Regions from separate parts of the Homo sapiens genome. Here all the other regions are linked to region 2. A link is a loop called in an ENCODE intact Hi-C map of the cell type or tissue named here. Cell type or tissue: IMR-90. All regions are shown on one strand.

Region 1 (5,000 bases), 130 kb after region 2:
GTGATCTGCCTGCCTCGGCCTCCCAAAGTGTTGGGATTACAGGCGTGAGCCACTGCGCCCAGCCATCTTTTGGATTTTGTAACATCATATATATATATATATCAATTAGTCCAAAAACTTAATAAGTTTTTTTTTTTTTAATTTTTGGATGAAGACATGGTCTTGTTTTGTCATCCAGGCTGGAATGCAGTGGTGCAATCATAGCTCACTGCAGCCTTGTACTCCTGGGCTAAAGCAATCCTCCCACCTCAGCCTCCCAAAGTGCTGGCATTATAGGCATGAGTGACTGTGCCTGGCTCAAATTTTTAACAGTTATGTAGAAAATCCATAAAATAATAAAAGTATGATTCTCTGTTAGCTAATGGTCAGGTGTGTATAGCACCATAATATTGTTCTCACGAGTTCATCACTCCCTATGCTTAAACATAAACCAAATCTCTCTGGATAGGAAACAAGGTGTGTACCCATTTAGGAACTTTTCCCGTTTATCATAAATGAAGTGTTACACATAGTGTGTGTAAAACCTAAGAAATTCAACTGGAAATGATTTGGAGAAATTGGTGGTAATAGAACACTTCATGTTCTATTGAAGAACATTGTGAAGCCATTATGCCTCATTAATTGCTGCTTACTTTTTTTAGACTTCAAATCTCAACCTGAGCCATCCCCAGTTCTTAGCCAGTTGAGCCAGCGACAACAGCACCAGAGCCAGGCAGTCACTGTTCCTCCTCCTGGTTTGGAGTCCTTTCCTTCCCAGGCAAAACTTCGAGAATCAACACCTGGAGACAGTCCCTCCACTGTGAACAAGCTTTTGCAGCTTCCCAGCACGACCATTGAAAATATCTCTGTGTCTGTCCACCAGCCACAGCCCAAACACATCAAACTTGCTAAGCGGCGGATACCCCCAGCTTCTAAGGTGGGCATTTCATCATGAAGTCACCGTCCTAAAGCTGGAATTATTTTTACATTCAGCTCTAGTGGGATACTAAGTTTTGGAAACTGGGGTACAGTGTTTTTCAAGCACATAGCTTATTGATTGCATAATAAGGATATGGCCATTTCTGAGTGACCAGACTAGTATTAGAGGGAATGGGTTTGTGCTGAGAGCCACAGATCCTTATTTCAAGTACAGATTTGAAGATCTGGCTCAGAGAACTGTTGTTCTTGAGGGTTTTGCTGTATCCCATAGTTGGAGGATGCATGGTTCCTTGACCAGGTGATACTTTCATCATTGGTGAGTCCCCAAAAATAGAGTAGTCAGCTCAGTGTTCACTTCCCACCCACCATCACAACTCCCCCGCATTGCTCTTAGATGCAGGTGGTGATATTAATGCCAACCATTCCTGTTTAACTTTTAATTTCTCCTTTTTTTTTTTAAATGAGACAGGGTCTCGCCGTGTTGTCCAGGCTGGTCTTGAACTCCTGGGTGCAAATGATCCTCCTGTCTTGGCCTCCCAAAGTCCTGGGATTACAGGCATGAGCCACCATGCCCAGCCAACTTTTAATTTTTCTTAGCTTGTTTTTTTTCTTTCTCTTTTTAGAAAAGTCTTAGCCTATTTTCTCCTTGTTTCTCACTCCTTCTTCTTGCCAGTATTGCCTGGGAACCTAAATGCTTGTTTGGCTCTGTTATAGGCCTTTGTGACCTGGAATCTGTGACCTCTGTTCCTGACACGACAGCTTTGCTTTTTCAGATCCCAGCTTCTGCAGTGGAAATGCCTGGTTCAGCAGATGTCACAGGATTAAATGTGCAGTTTGGGGCTCTGGAATTTGGGTCAGAACCTTCTCTCTCTGAATTTGGATCAGCTCCAAGCAGTGAAAATAGTAATCAGATTCCCATCAGCTTGTATTCGAAGTCTTTAAGGTACTGAATTTAGTCCTTTGTTATGAAGCAAAATAGACCCTAAGAGAGATCAACTGGTGGAAAAGAATACATCCTGTGGTAATAGCTATCCTCAGTGTTTATCCAGACCTTCCATCATCTCCATAAGAAACCCCATACCTGTAGCAGACAGTCTCAGTTTCTTCATTGCCCTGCCCCTTAGCAACCAATAATCTGTCTCTGGATTTGCCTACCTGGACATTTCATATAACTGGAATCTTGGAATATGTGGCCTTTTATGTCTGATCTTTCACTTAGTGTAAGTTTTCGAGGTACACCCATGTTTAATGTATCATTTTTATTGCCAAATATTTCATTGTGTTGATAATACCACATTTTATTCATTCATTAGTTGGTGGACATTTGGGTTGTTTGCTCTTTTTGACTATAGTGAATGATGCTGCTATGGACATTTGGTTTCAAGTTTTGCATGCTTTCAGTTCTTTGGGATGTATATCCCAGGAGTAGAGTTGCTGAGTCATATGGTAACTTAACCATTCAGGAAACTCCCATACTGTTTCCACTGTGGCTGTAGCATTTGACATTCCTACCAGTAGTCTATGAGGGATCTAATTTCTCCACATGTTTGCAGCAGTCATTTTCCTTCAGTGGAATATTTTATAAATACAAAATCTCAGATTTTAGTTTTCTTTTCTTTTCTTTTTTTTTTTTTTGAGATAGGGTCTTGCTCTGTTGTCCAGGCTGGAGTGCAGCAGCATGCTTGGCTCGCTGCAACCTCTGCCTCCCAGGCTCAAATGATCCTCCTGCCTCAGACTCCTGAGTATCTGGGATTACAGGCGTGCACCACCATGCCCAGCTAATTTTTAAATATGTTTTGTAGAGACAGGGTTTCGTCATGTTGCCCAGACTGGCCTCAAACTCTGGAGCTCAATGAATCTGCCTGCATCAGCCTCCCAAAGTGCTGGGATTACAGGCATGAGCCACCGGCCTGGCTGACTTTGTTGTTGTTGTTGTTTTAGTTTTTTCACATTCCAGAGGCAAAACCTGATATTTGTTTAAGTTTCCTTTTTAAAGATGGTCTCAAACACCTGGATTCCTTAAAGAATCTTCTTATTTTTTTTCTTTTTTTCTAGACAGAGTCTTGCTCTGTCGCCAGGCTGGAGTGCAGTGGCGCGATCTTGGTTCACTGCAACCTCTGCCTCCCGAGTTCAAGTGATTCTCCTTTCTCAGCCTCCAGAGTGGCTGGGATTACAGGTGCCCACTGCCACGCCCTGCTAATTTTTGTATTTTTAGTAGAGACGGGGTTTCACCATGTTGGCAAGGATGGTCTCGATCTCCTGACCTCCGGATCCGCCCACCTCTGCCTCTCAAAGTGCTGGGATTACAGGCGTGAGCCACCGCACGCAGCCTAAGTATTCTTAAAGATGTCCCCCTATCTCTCAGTTAAATTAGGTGGGTCTCATTTGGGATAATAAATTGATGCAGTAGTTGCATCTCGTGAAGCTGTTTATGTTTTTTTTTTTTTATGAAGCTATTTAAAGTAACAAAATTATGTTGAATATTTTTGACTCTTTTCAGTGAGCCTTTGAATACATCTTTATCAATGACCAGTGCAGTACAGAACTCCACATATACAACTTCCGTCATTACCTCCTGCAGTCTGACAAGCTCATCACTGAATTCTGCTAGTCCAGTAGCAATGTCTTCCTCTTATGACCAGAGTTCTGTGCATAACAGGATCCCATACCAAAGCCCTGTGAGTTCATCAGAGTCAGCTCCAGGAACCATCATGGTAAGTGGTATTTTAGTTTTTTTCTCAGAAGATGTCCGTCTTATTTGGAAATTAATGTTTGGTTAAATTATGCTTCTTGGATATGATTTTATTTTACAAATTGACTAACCTTTTGAGTAGAATCCTTATAGTTCATTGAGTTTGTTTATAGTGGGCATCTCTAGCACCCATGCTCTTGAGTGTGTGGATAGATCTGCAGGTTCATACACTTTGTGGAGAAAACCAAGCATGCGTGTAGTATGAGCACTTTGGCTGTAGTACTGGGTACTTCTACATTGTCTGAAATATCTCTGAATATTTCATGTACTGCTTTCTCTCTGATTGCCCCATTTGCTTTGAATGTATTTGCTTCTTCATCACTGTTAGGTATTTTTGTGTTAAAATTATGTATTTTCTACCTAGTTTTTGTTAATAATACTGGACTATAGATAAAGGAACCAGATCTATTTTTGATATAGTTTTAAAGTTTTACCCTTCTAGATTCTTGCTAACTGCATATCTGATGGTCATTGCCAGTTGTATTGCTTTCTGTTAAGTTGAGATGTACCAATATCTCCTGAGAATCTTAGAAAGAAACTTAAAAAAGAACAAGTATACACATTTCATGTCACACTAGTAATACTTGAACATCATTCTGTCCCAGGAAATTAAAATAATATGGATGACACTACAGGCATACCTTGGAGATACTGCAGGTTGTTTTATACCACTGCAATAAAGAAAGTTGCGCTAATTTTTTGGTTTCCTAGTGCATATAAAAGTTACAATGTGGATATCTTAATTAAAGATACTTTATTGATAAGAAATGCTAAAAATTAATATGTGAGCATTCAGTGTGAGCAATTCTGTGGATTGTTTGTTTTTTGGGGGAGTACAGGTTCTTGCTTTGTCACCCAGGTTAGAGTCCAGTGGCGCGATCACAGCACACTGCAGCCTTGACCTCCCGGGCTCAGTGAGTCCTCCCACCCTAGCCTCCCAAAGAGCTGGGACTACAGACATGCATTGCCATGTCTGGCTGACTTTTGTATTTTGTTTAGAGACGGGGTATCACCATGTTGCCCAGTCTGATCTTGAACTGCTGGGTTCACGCAATCCACCTATCTTGGCCTTCTTCCAAAGTGCTGGGATTATAGGGTGAGCCACTACACTGGGCTCTTTGTTCCTTTTATCACTTGACATTATTTTGTAAATATGACATGATAGCTTAGGATTTCAGCTCAACAACTCTGTATGTCCAAGGTTTCTGAGTAAATTTTTAAGCCAACAATTTTTATTAACAGTGCTGGAACTTGATAATCCTATGAGTAAATCCAAGCCCTTGCCCCACAAGAACCCCTCCTAGGGTGTATACACCCTCACACACACATT
Region 2 (5,000 bases):
CTGGGCCCAAGCCATCCTCCTGCCCCAGCCTCCTGCCACAGGCGCACACCACCTTCCCTGGCTAATTTTTTTTTTTTTTTTTGAGACAGAGTCTCTCTCTGTCGCCCAGGCTGGAGTGCTGTGGCGCGATCTCAGTTCACTGCAAGCTCCGCCTCCTGGGTTCACGCCATTCTCCTGCCTCAGCCTCCCGAGTAGCTGGGACTACAGGTGCCCGCCACCACGCCTGGCTAATTTTTTGTATTTTTTAGTAGATATGGGGGTTTCACCGTGTTAGCCAGGATGGTCTCGATCTCCTGAACTCGTGATCCGCCCACCTTGGCCTCCCAAAGTGCCGGGATTACAGGTGTGAGCCACCGTGCCCAGCCAACCCCTGGCTAATTTTTTAAACAATTTTTAGTAGAAATAATATTGGCCAGGCGCGGTGGCTCACGCCTATAATCCCAGCACTTTGGGAGGCCAAGGCGGGTAGATCACTTGAGGTCAGGAGTTTGGAACCGGCCTGGCCAACATGTTGAAACCCCATCTCTACTAAAAATACAAATATTAGCTGGGCGTTGTGGTGGAGCACACCTGTAATCCAGCTACTCAGGAGGCTGAGTCAGGAGAATCGCTGGAACCCAGGAGGCAGAGGTTGCAGTGAGCCGAGATTGCACCACTGCACTGCAGCCTGGGCAACACAGAAAGACTCCATCTCAAAAAAGAAAAAAAAAAAAGAACGTTTCACCATGTTTCCCAGCTGGTGTGGAACTCCTATATTCAAACAATCCTCTTGTCTCAGCCTCCCAAAGTGCTGGGATTACAGGCATGAGCACCTGTGCCCAGCCTAATTTTTAAATGTTGGAGTTTTTTTAATAATAAAATGTTGTTGTTGTTGAGATGGAGTTTTGCTCTTGTTGCCCAGGCTGGAGTACAATGGATTCGATCTCAGCTCACTGCAACCTCCACCTCCCGGGTTCAAGCAATTCTCCTGCCTCAGCCTCCCGAATAGCTGGGATTATAGGCACCCGCCACCACGCCCGGCTAATTTTGTATTTTTATTAGAGATCAGGTTTAACCATGTTGGTCACGCTGGTCTTGAACTCCTGACCTCAGGTGATCCACCTGCCTTGGCCTCCCAGAGTGCTGGGATTACAGGCGTGAGGCACTGAGCCTAGCCATAAAAAGTTTTTTAAATGTACATATATAGCCCACTTTTGAAAGAATGAAGTAGCTGGGCATGGTGGCTCATCCCTGTAATCCCAACACTTTGGAAGGCCAAGGTGCCAGGATCACTTGAGCTCAGGAGTTCAAGACCAGCCTGGGCAACACAGGGAGATCCCATTTCTAAAATTTAAAAAATTAGCCAGGCATGGCCAGGTGCAGTGGCTCACGCCTATAATCCCAGCACTTTGGGAGGCCAAGGTGGGCAGATCACCTAAGGTCAGGAGTACTAGACCAACCTGGCCAACATAACGAAACCCCGTTTCTACTAAAAATACAAAAATTAGCCGAGTGTGGTGGTGTACACCTGTAGTCCCAGCTACTTAGGAGGCTGAGGCAGGAGAATCGCTTGAACCCAGGAGGCGGAGGTTGCAGTGAGCTGAGATCGCACTACTGCATTCCAGCCTGGGCGACAGAGTGAGACTGTCTAAAAAAAAATAAAAAAACAATAAAAAAAAGATTAGCCAGGCATGGTGGTGCACACCTGTGGGCCCAGCTATTTGGGAGGCTGAGATGGGAGGATCACTTGAGCCTGTGAGGTCAAGGGTGCAAGTGAGCCAAGATTGCACCATTGCACTCCAGCCTGGGTGACAGAGCAAGAATCTGTCTCAAAAAATAAAAATAAATAAAAGCATAAGCTTGTCCTTTTGACATTTTGGGCTGGATGATTTAAAAAAAAGAAAAGGGCTGGGCGCAGTGGCTCACGCCTGTAATCCCAGCACTTTGGGAGGCCGAGGCGGGTGGATCACGAGGTCAGGAAATTGAGACCATCCTAGCTAACACAGTGAAACCCTGTCTCTACTAAAAGTACAAAAAATTAGCCAGGCGTGGTGGTGGGCGCCTGTAGTCCCAACTACTCGGGAGGCTGAGGCAGGAGAATGGCATGAACCCGGGAGGCGGAGCTTGCAGTGAGCCGAGATCGCGCCACTGCACTCCAGCCTGGGTAACAGAGCAAGACTCCGTCTCAAAAAAAATAAAAATAAAAATAATTAAAAAAAGAAAGAATGAGGCTGGGCACGGTGGCTCACGCCTGTAATCCCAGCACTTTGGGAGGCCAAGGCGGGCCGATCACGAGGTCAGGAGATCGAGACCATCCTGGCTAACACAGTGAAACCCTGTCTCTACTAAAAGTACAAAAAATTAGCCAGGCGTGGTGGTGGGCGCCTGTAGTCCCAGCTGCTCGGGAGGCTGAGGCAGGAGAATGGCATGAACCCGGGAGGCAGAGCTTGCAGTGAGCCGAGATCGCGCCACTGCACTCCAGCCTGGGTAACAGAGCAAGACTCCGTCTCAAAAAAATAAAAATAAAAATAATAATAAAAAAAAAAGAATGAGGCTGGGCGCGGTGGCTCACGCCTGTAATCCCAGCACTTTGGGAGGCTGAGGCGGGCAGATCACGAGGTCAGGAGATCGAGACCATCCTGGCTAACACAGTGTAACCCCGTCTCTACTAAAAAATACAAAAATTTAGCCGGGCGTGGTGGCGGGCGCCTGTAGTCCCAGCTACTCGGGAGGCTGAGGCAGGAGAATGGCGTGAACCCGGGAGGCGGAGCTTGCAGTGAGCCGAGATCACGCCACTGCACTCCAGCCTGGGCGACAGAGCGAGACTCCGTCTCAAAAAAAAAAAAAAAAAAAAAAAAAAAAAAAAAAAGAGGTAAAGCTATAGGTACTGACATACAATGATTGTTAAGATATATTGTTAAATGACGAAATAATTACAAACCAGCTTACCAACTTCCCATGTCAAAATCTTTCAAGATGTAGTTCAGGTTCCAACTCTTCTAGAAAGCCTTCCACGGTCACATCTCTCCTTAGGGAGCCCTGCCTTCTAAAGGCTTTCCAAGCACAGGCAGGTACAAGATTGGAGAGCCCCAGAGTCTTATGGGAGATTTGGGGCCAATGAATCCATCATATACCCAGTAGGGGGAGCCAGAGCTTAGCTCCTCGCTTCTGGAGATCCCTCTCCTGCATAAATTCCACATGGAGTGTGGAGAAAACAAAGATATGCACAAAAATGTCTTTTAAAGGGACTGCGGAGAGAGGAAGGTAGCTGTAGTGTGAAAGAGTTTTTTGTTTTTGTTTTGAGACAGGGTCTTGCTGTGTTGCCCAGGCTGGAGTGGAGTGGCCCCATCTTGGCTCACTGCAGCCTCAACCTCCTGGTCACTCAAGCAATCCTCCCACCTCAGCCTCCTGAGTAGCTGGGACTACAGGCATGCACTACCCTGCATGGCTAATTTTTTTTTTTTTTTTTTTAGAGACAGGATTTTCTTTATTGCTCAGGCTGGTCTCAAACTCGAAGGAGTTTTTGGGGTTTTATTTCACTTTATTGAGGTTTTCAGAGTAGCAATCCTTGAATCAAGCTTCCCTCTGCATTTATCTGCAGATTTGATTTACAAAGATGTGAGCATACAGCTTCTCAGAAGTGTGTGTGTTTTGTTTAAAGCCAAATAGATCTTATTGTGGAAGGAATGGAATGTTGCCACTGGATCACTGGATCACCAAATTCAATAAATTGAGGTGGGGTGCGGTGGCTCATACCTAACCTCAGCGCTTTGGGAGATTGAGGTAGGAGGATTGCTTGAGGCCAGGAGCTCAAGACCAGCCTAGTCAACATACCAAGACCTCATCTCTATTAAAAAAAGAATTTAAAAATCACTACAAGTGGCACGTACCTGTAGTCCCAGCTACTTAGGAGGCTGAGATGGGAGGATCGCTTGAGCACAAGAAGTTTGGGGCTGTAGTTAGCTATGATTGCACCACTGCACTTCAGCCTGGATGACAGAGCCAGATCCTATCTGAAATAAATAAATAGAGCATTGGAGGAGTTAGGTAGGAGGCAGCTTAGAGAAAGAGCACTGGATCTGAGGTTGAAGCTCCCAGTTAAATCCTGTTTCTAATCATTAACCAGCTTTTGACTGCAGGCAGGTAACTAAATCTCTTGGCTGACTGTGAACTTCTGCAACATAAAACGTGACGGTGTTTACAGAGCACAGCTGTAAAGCATTCTTAGGGCTCCCTGAGTCATCGGCTGAGCTCTTACAGTCCAGGAGAGATGGCAGAACTCCCTCACTTAAAGTCAGGCCAAATAATTTTGACTCTGAAGCACCAGAAACAGGGGGAGGTAACTTTTACACCAAGCTCCAAGCCCTCAAGCCTCCAGCCAGGCCTTTACCCAATCCTGAACCATTAACCTCTGTACTCCCCCTGGTTGTAGCCTACCCTATATAACCACAGTGAGGCAAGACACCCAGCCATATTGCCTGCATGAGGAATAAGCCATGTGTGGCCTTTCCCCGGGACTCAGGGGACCTGAGCAACCTGGAGGAAGAAACTGAAACCTGGGCTCTCAGATATTGCTGGGAGGCAGCTTCTCAGAGAACACCGGGAGCTCTGCTAGGATCTGAGCTGACACAGTTGGATGGAGGCCCCAAGAAACAGGCATTGGTGCTCTTTGGAGATGTCCTTTCAGGCAGAAGTAGCCACTATGCTGACCAAGAAAGAGGTGACTTGAGTGTTAGCTTTGCCCCACAGGCACGGTCTCAGCTCCTAAAAGTCCAGTTTGGCTCTATCTGTATTTGAAGGAAGGTGTCGACTTGTGTTTTCCTTGAGATCTCTCCCCTCCTCAGGTCTCTTTCTTACCATCAGTAGCCAGCTGTGGCTACAGCTGAGGACAGGAATTTTCTGCAGGGGCTATTCAGCAGGGCATGTCAGGGCCTGCAGGAACTGGTTTAACTTGCTTCTGAGAGTCTTGACTCTGCCTCAGACTCCTTTGGCTTTAGGGTAGGGAGGTGATTCTAGAGGTA
Region 3 (5,000 bases), 340 kb after region 2:
TAGTTAGGCATTTCATTTTTCTCCCGACTATACTCATGCTTTCTTGTACTTCTTGAACATATGGAGTGAATTTATAATTCTTGTTTTGATGTCCTTGCCTACAAATTCTAACATCTGAGTCATATATAGGTCTATGTTTATAGAATGATTTTTTTTTTTCTGGTACTGGGTCTTATGTTCCTGCTTATTTGCATACTAGGTAATATTTTATTGAATGCCAGACATTGTACACATTATGTTATTGGGTGCTGGATTTCTAAACATCCCTTTAGGTACTTTACTTTTACACTGAGGGCTAATTTGGCCCCACTGAGGCAATTTGCTTTTGAGAACTGTACCCAATGCCCCACCGTATTAGGAGATCTTCCCAAACCGGCTAGGGAAAACACTATTTCTGGTCCTGTGTGAACTCCTGAAATTGTTCTGCCTACTCTTCTCTGCTGTTCTTTCCCCAGCCTCAGTAGTCTCCTTACACAAGCACATAGCAGTACTCAGCCCAAGTCTTGAGGGACTGCTCTGAAGATCTCTGGAACCCTCACTCTCTGCAGTACTTTTTCTCTGATACTTTGCCTCACAGATTTTTCTCATTTTGCCCTGCTGGAACTCTGAACTTTGTCTCCTTAATCAGTGAGACTGTTGGACTCCTGTTTTGGTTTCTTTTTTCTGTGATCAGCCTGGAAATTCTCCAGGCAGTGAGCTGGGGGTACTTGCAGGCTCATCTCACTTGTCTTTCTCTCAGGGATCACAGTCTTGCACTGCCTGTTGTCCAATGTCTGAAAACTTTCACTTGATATATTTTGTCCAGCTTTTAGTTGTGCAAGGAGGGAAGGTACTTCTAGTCTCTATTATTCCATCATGATTAAAAATAGAATTCTGTTTTGGTAAACAGTTTTCGTCTTGTTTAGGTAGCTTCTGTCTATTCCTATGTTAGTTAAACTTTTTATTAGAATGCTGTTAAATATTAGAGAAACACCTTTATACATTAATTCATAAAATCATGTGGGCTTTCTTCTTTATAAATGTAATGATTTGTGTAGATAGGATTCCTATTGTTGGATAACTTTTGCATTTCTGGAAGGAATCCTCATTGGTCAAGTATTTTACATTATTAAAAACAGTAACAAAATGACTGACATGATGGTAAGTCCCTGGATGACTGGTATGTCACCTTAAGAGCTGCCTGTCTGGATTGGCAACATCCCAAGGGATTCATCACAAAGATTGGCCTGCTGGAACTTAAGCAGCAAAATGAATTTTTTTTCTAATAGAGCTGTTAAAAATTCTGATGGGCTCTTTGACAATTTAAAGGATTCTTTTTTACATTTGGAAGCATCTTTTCATTTTTTAGACTGATTGAAGTTGTCCCACAATGCCCTGATGCTCTTCTCGTTTCTTTTCATTTTTTTTTTTCTCTTTGTATTTCAATTTGGATGGCTTTTATTGCTGTCTTTAAGTTCACAAATCTTTTCTTCTTAGTGTCTAATCTGCTGTTAATCTCATCCAATGTGTTTTCATGTTAGACATTATAGTTTTAATTTCAGAAGTTCAATTTGGGTATTTAAAAAACATCTTCTATAGATCTACCAACACGTTCAGTCTTCTAAATTTTTGATACAATTATATATCAATTACATATATATATACACTATATATCATATAGGATACAATTATAATAACTATTTCCACTAATTCTATAGTCTGTGTCATTTCTGGGTTGTTTTTCATGTTTTTTTCCTTTATATTAAGGGTCATATTTTCCTGTTTTTTTTTTTTTTTTTTTTTTATGCCTGGTAATTTTTTGTTAGATGCAAGACATTGTGATTTTGACCTTGTTGGATGCTGCACCTAAAGGTGGATGGAAGAGGAAGAGTCTTGGGGGCTACCATCCTGGCTGGAGAAGCTGGCACGAGGCTCCCTCTTGTGGATGCAGCAAGGTAAGAAAGTAAAGTGGATGTTCTCTTTTGGAGCAAGCGGCCTCCAGCTCTGCCTGTAGACTGAAACATGCACTTGCATGCTGTGGCTTAGCTGAGGGCTTGTAGCTCAGGACAGAAGCGCTGATGGTGACAAGAGCAGGGGAGTGATACGGGAGAGGTACAGCCCCAGCCCCAGGACACAGCAGATCTCAATATTGGGAAGCAAGGAGTTCAGTATCAGTAAAGTGAGCCATAAGAGAGAAAGGAAAGCAGCTTTGTAGACAGAGGTGGAACCAATTGAAGGGAAGAGGGGAGCTCCTTGCAAAGAACATTGCAGGTAGCGTCTAGAGGCTGTGGGGATCATTCTCAGGCCATCCAAGAACTCTGAGAAGATTTGGGGGAAGCTGGAATTTCACTGTGGTTGCTAGGATGGGCTCAAGCCAGAGGCTATTTTTATTTAAATGCCATTATTTTTGTTTTTATTTTTTGATATTAACCCTGTCAGGTTAGTGAGCCTAGAGAATACCTGTTATAAATGAAATATAATTCTGAAATGTTAATGTGTGGAAGGAACAAGTAAGGCTTGAGAAATATAACCTGGGCATATAATGATGCTAGAGAACTTACAATCTTTGCCTGAAAGTTTTGGATGCACAAAAGTCTGTTATTTTATTTATTTACTTAGTTCTTACTGAGATTGAGACAGTCTTACTGTATAATGCCTAAAGATCTCATGTAAGAGTGATACTAGCTGTTTTTCCCTATTAGTTTCTTTTTCTTTTCTTTCTTTCTTTTTTTTTTTTTTTTTTTGACACAGTCTCACTCTGTCGGCCAGGCTGGAGTGCAGTGGCACGATCTCGGCTCATTGCAACTTCTGCCTCCCGGGTTCATGCCATTCTCCTGCCTCAGCCTCCTGAGTAGCTGGGACTACAGGTGTGTGCCACCACGCCTGGCTAATTTTTGTATTTTTAGTAGAGACAGGGTTTCATCATGTTGGCCAGGCTGGTCTCAAACTCCTGACCTCAGGTAATCCACCCGCCTTGGCCTCCCAAAGTGCTGGGATTACAGACGTGAGCCACCATGCCCAGCCTAGATTCTTTTTTTTAAAAAAATTATTTTATTTCCATAGGTTATTGGGGAGCAGGTGGTGTTTTGTTACATGAGTAAGATCTTTCTTTTTTTCTTTTTTGAGACGGAGTCTTGCTCTGTCGCCCAGGCTGGAGTGCAGTGGCGCGATCTCGGCTCACTGCCAGCTCCGCGTCCCGGGTTCATGCCATTCTCCTGCCTCAGCCTCCTGAGTAGCTGGGACTACAGGGGCCCACCACCACACCCAGCTAATTTTTTGTATTTCTAGTAGAGATGGGTTTCATCATGTTAGCCAGGATGGTCTCGATCTCCTGACCTCGTGATCCACCTGCCTCGGTCTCCCAAAGTGTTGGGATTACAGGCATGAGCCACTGCGCCCAGCCACATGAGTAAGATCTTTAGTGGTGATTTGTGAGATTTTGGTGCACACATCACCCGAGCAGTATACACTGCACCCAAATTGTAGTCTTTTATCCATCACTCCCTTCCCACCCTTTCTCCCTGAGTCCCCAAAGTCCACTGTGTCATTCTTATGTCTCTGTATCCTCATAGCTTAGCTCCCACATATGATTGAGAACATACAATGTTTGCTTTTCCATTCCTGAGTTATTTCACTTAGAATAATGGTCTCCGATCTCATCCAGGTTGCTGTGAATGCCATTAATTCATTCCTGTTTATGGCTGAGTAGTATTCCATCGTATATGTATACTGCAGTTTCTTTATCCACTCATTGATTGATGGGCATATGGGTTGGTTCCACATTTTTACAACTGAGAATTGTGCTGCTATAAACATATGTGTGCAAGTATCCTTTTCATGTAATGACTTCCTCTGGGTAGATACCCAGTAGTGGATACCCTAATATGTTTTCCAAACTTTTAGATTTCTCTTCTTCTTAGGAATGCCGATTATTCTTTGGTTTGGTCATTTAACATAATCCCAGACTTCTTGGAGGCTTTGTTCATATTTTCTTATTCTTTTTTCTTTGTTTTTGTTGGATTATTTTGAAAACCTTGTGTTTGAACTCTGAGGTTCTTTCTCCTGCTCATTCGCTTCTATTGCTGAGACTTCCCAGAGCATTTTGAATTTCTATAACTACATCCGTTGGTTCCTGAAGTTTTGATTACTTTTTACTATATGCTACCTATTTCATTGAAAATTTCTCCCCTTACTTTCTGTATTTTTTTTTTATTTCCTTAAATTGGGCTTTTCCTTTTTCTGGCACCTCTTTGATTAGCTTAATAACTGACCTTAAGAATTTTTTTTCAGGTAAATCAGGGATTTTTTTTTGGTTGGATTCATTGCTGGTGAGCTAGTGTGATTTTTTGGAGGGTATTAAAGAGCCTTGTTTTGTCATATTACCGGAGTTGGTTTCCTAGTTCCTTCTCATTTGGGTAGGCTCTGTCGGAGGGAAGGTCTAGGGCTCAAGGCTGTTGTTCAGATTCTTTTGTCCCACAGGGTGTTCCCTTGATGTAGTACTCTCCCCCTTTTCCTAGGGATGTGGCTTCCTGAGATCTGAGCTGTCGTGAGTATTATCTCTCTTCTGAATTTAGTCACCCAACAGGTCTACCAGGCTCTGGGCTGGCACTGGGAGTTGTCTGTACAGAGTCTTGTGATATGAACCATCTGTGGGTCTCTCAGCTGTGGATACCAATGCCTGCTCTGGTGGAGGTGGCAGGGGGGTGAAATGGACTCTGTGAGGGTCCTTAGTCTTGGTGGTTTAATGCACTGTTTTTGAGTTGGCTGGCTTCCTGCTGGGAGGTGGCACTTTCCAGAGAGCATCAGCTATGGTAGTATGGGAGGGATCAGGTGGTGGGTGGGGCCCTAGAACTCCCAAGAGTATACGCTGTTTGTCTTCAGCTAGCAGGGTGGGTAGGGAAGGACCATTAAGTGGGGGCAGCGCTAGGCATGTCTGAGTTCAGACTCTCCTTGAGTGGGTCTTGCTGTGGCTGCTGTGGGAGATGGAGGTGTGGCTGTGGCTGCTGTGGGAGATGGAGGTG
Region 4 (5,000 bases), 51 kb after region 2:
ACTGTTCAAACTTTTATTAAATGTCTGTTGAAATCTTCCCTCTTCTCAGTATGTTGTCAGCAAGTGTTCTGTAACTTTTCAGAATGATAAAATGTGTCCTTGCTTTTCGTTTAGGGTATATACATGGTTTTTAGAAAAGTTTTTACCCGACCGTGTTTTTTGTATGCCTTAAAGTTAGATGAATTTGTGCTTATGTAAGCTTTAACAGAAATGTTGGTGGTTGTTAAGTCAACCATTTTCAGTTAAGTCTAAACTGAGATCACTTGAAAATGCGGCTGTTTCACTGAGGTATCTTATCTTCAGAAAGGTCCTTGAAAAAAACAGCAGTTAAACCGGGCATGGTAGCTCAGGCCTGTAATCCTAGTTCTTTGGGAGGCCAAGGTGGGAGGATCACCTGAGCCCAGGAGTTTGAGACCAGCCTAGGCAAATATGGGAAGATCGTATGTCTATGAAAAAGAAAACAAAAACGGAAACAAAACTTTTTAGGCAGTTAAAACTTTTTTCCAAAACTATTCCTTTCATAGAGAATATCTTTGTAGTTTTATCAGGTTGGTTTATTCGGCCGGAGACTTTCTTTCCTCATTACATTTAGACAATTTTTTCACTTTAATCGTTAATAGGAAGCTTTATATTATATTTTGCTGATTTTGTTTCTAAAGAAGTTAAAAATGTAGCAGCAGTTCTTTACCTGTGTTAAAATCTATCACATCTTTAATTCACTTTGAGGTGAGATAAATACGGGTTTCAAAATTTGGTTGGATAGATTGAAGTAAGCCTGGTGCTTCCTGCCCCTCAAGAACTTGAGATAGGTATGTTTGAGTTTCTACTGGATTATTTTTAGAATCTTTTGCTCTTGTCTGTTTCTATTCTGAGAATTCTCTTGGAACCTGTTCCAGTGTAGTAGAACTCTTGGGAGTGGAAAGTGATAGATGATGGAACACAAGTGTACACTGAATTCCTATGGTCTGGCAACTGGGTACTTGTTGTAGAAGCATTCCTATTTACTACACACAGCTCCATTTCCCAGAAAAGGAGGACATAGAAGTTCCTCCTAACAGTATGTTAGTTGAAGGTGTTGATTTTTACGGTCTAGTTTCCATGTCTCAGTCATTTTTACAGTTCAGTGGTGGTAACAATTTTTAAGGGTCTTGAAGAATATTTTGGTAACTTACGCTTTTACCTTGATTTAATGGATTCACAATTATCAGAAGTTTTTTTTTTTTGGGGAGACAGAGTCTTGTTCTGTCGCCCCGATTGGAGTGTAGTGGCATGATCTCGGTTCACTGCAACCTCCGCCTCTCGGGTTCAAGTGATTCTCCTGCCTTAGCCTCCCAAATAGCTGGGATTACAGGCTCACGCCACCACACCCAGCTAATTTTTGTAGTTTTAGTAGAGACAGGGTTTCGCCATGTTTGCCAGGCTGGTCTGGAACTCCTGACCGCAAGTGATCCACCCGCCTCAGCCTCCCAAAGTGCTGAGATGACAGGCATTAGCCACCGCGCCTGGCTTTATCAGAAGTTTTATGTAAAATTAATACGGGAAAATTTGTCTGTTGAATCATGCATCCTGTTAAAGTTATTTTCTGACCCGTTTTTCCAGAAGATTTCAGTCACATCCCCCATCCCCTGTGATTGTTGTGCGAAACCTGTTTCATCTCTGGAAATTTTTTTGCTGGACATCTTTAATATTAAGACTTTTTATGAATAGGGAATTAGGTATTATAACATTTCAGTGATAGTGTGGAGAGGCACAACTGACAGAAGACAAGTTAATCTGAATTTATTTAAGCATGCATTCTTGGATGTCCTGAGGCCCTTACAATTATTTTTATTTTTCAAAGAATGTATTTGCTATTTTTTTTTTTTTTGAGACAGAGTTTTGCTGTTGTTTCCCAGGCTGGAGTGCAATGGCGCAATTTTGGCTCACCGCAACCTCTTCCTCCCGGGTTCAAGCGATTCTCCTGCCTCAGCCTCCTGAGTAGCTGGGATTATGGGCATGTGCCCCCACGCCCGGCTAATTTTGTATTTTTAGTAGAGATGGTCGGGCTGGTCTTGAACTCCCGACCTCAGGTGATCCAGCCGGCTCGGCCTCCCAAAATGCTGGGATTACAGGCGTGTGCCACCGCGCCCATCCTTGTATTTGCTATTTTTATTTTTATTTTTTTTTGAGACAGAGTCTTGCTCTGTCACCCGGACTGGAGTGCAATGGCGCCATCTCGGCTCCCTGCAGACTCCGCCTCCCAGGTTCAAGCGATTCTCCTGCGTCAGCCTCCTGGGTAGCTGGGACTACAGGTGCGTGCCACCATGCCCGGCTAATTTTTTGTATTTTTAGTAGAGATGGGGTTTCACCTTATTAGCCAGGATGGCCTCGATCTCCTGACCTCGTGATCCGCCTGCCTTGGCCTCCAAAGTGCTGGGATTACAGGCGTGAGCTACTGCACCCGGCCTGTATTTGCTATTTTTAAGCTAGAAGTCTTTGTAGTAACAATTTATGAATATATAACCCAGAGCAGTAAACCTTAATTAAGAGAAAAACTTTTTCCAAACAATAAAGTAAGCCATGTAGTTTTTATGTTTCACAAAGCAACTATTCTGGTTTAGCCATGCAACCGGGTCATTATTTATAGGCTAATTACGTATTCATTGTGGAATATTAAGAATTGATGATTGGAAGGAGATATAGTCTTAATGTTGATACTGTGAACATGGACCAGTAAAATTTTAATAGTTTGCGTTATAACAAAGAGTTATGGTTTTCTTCCTTGACAAGTGAGGATTCATGTACATTATATCAAAATGTTTGGTTATAGTAGTGAGGCTATAAAGATTAAGTCATTTTTCTGTAAATCAAAAAATTAATGTACATTGAATATGGGTTAAGTATATTTCTTCTGTACATGCAGATTTTTATCACCAGATGGCACTCCTGTATGGAGAAAGTCTCATTTTGTTATTTCACCTAGATTATTTTCTTTCTTTTTTTTTTTTTTTGAGACAGTCTTGCTCTGTTTCCCTGGAGTGGAGTGGTGCGATCTCAGCTCACTGCAACCTCTGCCTCCTGGGTTCAAGCGATTCTTCTGCCTCAGCCTCCCGAGTAGCTGGGACTACAGGCGCGTGCCACCATGCCTGGCTAATTTTTTGTATTTTTGGTAGAGACAGGGTTTCACTGTATTAGCCAGGATGGTCACCATCTCCTGACCTCGTGATCCGCCTGCCTCGGCCTCCCAAAGTGCTGGGATTACAGGCGTGAGCCACTGCACCCAGCCGATTATTTTCATAAATGGGGTCACTGAGAATAAACAGTGAGAAAAAGATCAGATAATCCAATCAACAGAACTGGAAATCTATGAGTAAACTACTCACTTCTTAAAAAGGTTTTGTGGTAGGAATACTACTCAACAAGTTAGCTTTTGATTAGATGCTTAATTCTGTTTTATTCTTTTCTTAAAATGTATTTATTTAAGGAGATAGGTGGCTGGGCATGATGGCTCACACCTGTAATCCCAGCACTTTGGAGGCTGAGGCTGGTGGATCACTTGAGGTCAGGAGTTCAAGACCAGCCTGGCCAACATGGTGAAACCCCATCTCTACTAAAAATACAAAAAAAATCGGCTGGGCACGGTGGCACATACCTATAGTCCCAGCTACTTGGGAGGCTGAGGTGGGAGAATCACTTGAACCTGGAAGGCAGAAGTTGCTGGGCCGAGATCGTGCCACTGCACTCCAGCCTGGGCAACAAAGCCAGACTGTGTCTTAAAAAAAAAAAAAAAAAAAAAAGGGGTCTTGCTGTGTTGCCTAGCCTGGATTTGAACTGTGGGTTAAGTGATCTTCCTGCCTCAGCCTCCTGAATAGCTGGGACTTACAGGTGCATGCCACCTTGCCCAGCTTGGATGCTTCACTTTAGATACTTAAGATGGAATTGCAGAGTATTAGTGCTGAAGGTGATTTTTTTATTTTTATTTTTTTAGATGGTGTCTCGCTCTTGTTGCCCAGGTTGGAGTGCAGTGGTGCAATCTCAGCTCACTGCAACCTCCTCCTCCTGGCTTCAAGCGATTCTCCTGCCTCAGCCTCCTAAGTAGTTGGGATTACAGAGGTGCGCCACCATGCCCGGCTAATTTTTGAATTTTTAATACAGGTAGGGTTTCACCACGTTGGCCAGGCTGGTCTTGAACTCCTGTCATCAGGTGATCTGTCTGCCTTGGCTTCCCAAAGTGTTGGGATTACAGGTGTGAGCCACGGTGCCTGGCCTGAAGGTGATTTTAAAAATAATCCAATGGGGCCGGGCACAGTGGCTCATGTCTGTAATTGCAGCACTTTGGGAGGTTGAGGCGGTTGGATCACCCGAGGTCTGGAGTTCGAAACCAGCCTGACCAACAAGTTGAGACCCCATCTCTACTAAAAATACAAAAATTAGTCGGGCGTGGTGGCAGGCGTCTGTAGTCCCAGCTGCTTGGGAGGCTGAGACAGGAGAATCGCCTGAACCCGGGAGACGGAGGTTGCAGTGAGCTGAGATCACATCACTGCACTCCAGCCTGGGTGATGGAGCGAGCCTCCGTCTCAAAAAAAAAAAAAAAAAAATCAAATGGATTCTTTCTCAAATACAGATATGCCTTACATTTGTTTAAATGCATCACAGTTTTAAAACAGTGTGTTCGTATGCATTTATTCATATCTGAGAGAATGCTTTAAAAATAAATGGAATCATGGCAAAACAATTAACCTTGTTCTCTATAATACAACCAAAATGATAAACCCAAACCAACAAAATTATAAAGTTGTTAAACTGAAAAAGGATGCAAAATGTGTATTCATACTGACTGGAGAGGCAGATTCAAATGCAGTAAAAAGTTTTAAACCAGTGTATTGAGGCTGTGAGAAATTCTAGATAATTGGTTGTTACTATAATGTAAAAGGCAGTACAATAATATGTCTGTGGCCTTTAGCAAGCCAGTTAATGAAGCTGTTGAAAAAATAAGTTAATATTAGTGCAGCTAACACAGA

The links. A loop is a pair of places that touch in the nucleus more often than their neighbours do. Peaks named below come from ENCODE experiments on the same cell type or tissue, not always from the same donor. Only the 100,000 strongest peaks of a DNase experiment are listed, where the experiment ranks them.
Region 1: it touches region 2 in a loop (3-fold over the local background); 4 of 110 quality-filtered maps call a loop at or near these places.
Region 3: it touches region 2 in a loop (15-fold over the local background); 5 of 110 quality-filtered maps call a loop at or near these places.
Region 4: it touches region 2 in a loop (6-fold over the local background); 36 of 110 quality-filtered maps call a loop at or near these places.

What each region holds. Positions count from the first base shown.
Region 1 is chr9:33,940,281-33,945,280 of GRCh38, reverse strand. It overlaps UBAP2 (ubiquitin associated protein 2), which reads left to right. Exons shown (of 29, transcript NM_001370062.2): 14 at 642-916; 15 at 1,692-1,861; 16 at 3,419-3,632. Among named protein-coding and RNA genes, the nearest start is that of SNORD121B, 8.4 kb to the right of the region's middle. In IMR-90, a CTCF peak has its summit at 2,427; a DNase peak (open chromatin) is centred at 2,390; H3K27ac peaks cover 1,943 bases.
Region 2 is chr9:34,072,507-34,077,506 of GRCh38, reverse strand. No RefSeq gene overlaps it. Among named protein-coding and RNA genes, the nearest start is that of UBAP2, 26 kb to the right of the region's middle. In IMR-90, a CTCF peak has its summit at 3,120 (motif pointing right); DNase peaks (open chromatin) are centred at 3,106 and 4,196; H3K27ac peaks cover 1,177 bases.
Region 3 is chr9:33,735,222-33,740,221 of GRCh38, reverse strand. UBE2R2-AS1 (UBE2R2 antisense RNA 1) reads left to right here. Exons shown (of 5, transcript NR_170204.1): 4 at 1,806-1,934. Among named protein-coding and RNA genes, the nearest start is that of PRSS3, 58 kb to the left of the region's middle. In IMR-90, a CTCF peak has its summit at 1,929 (motif pointing left); a DNase peak (open chromatin) is centred at 1,951; H3K27me3 peaks cover 143 bases.
Region 4 is chr9:34,021,210-34,026,209 of GRCh38, reverse strand. All of the region lies in intron 1 of UBAP2 (ubiquitin associated protein 2), which reads left to right. Among named protein-coding and RNA genes, the nearest start is that of UBAP2, 25 kb to the left of the region's middle. In IMR-90, a CTCF peak has its summit at 2,914 (motif pointing right); no DNase peak of the experiment used is centred here.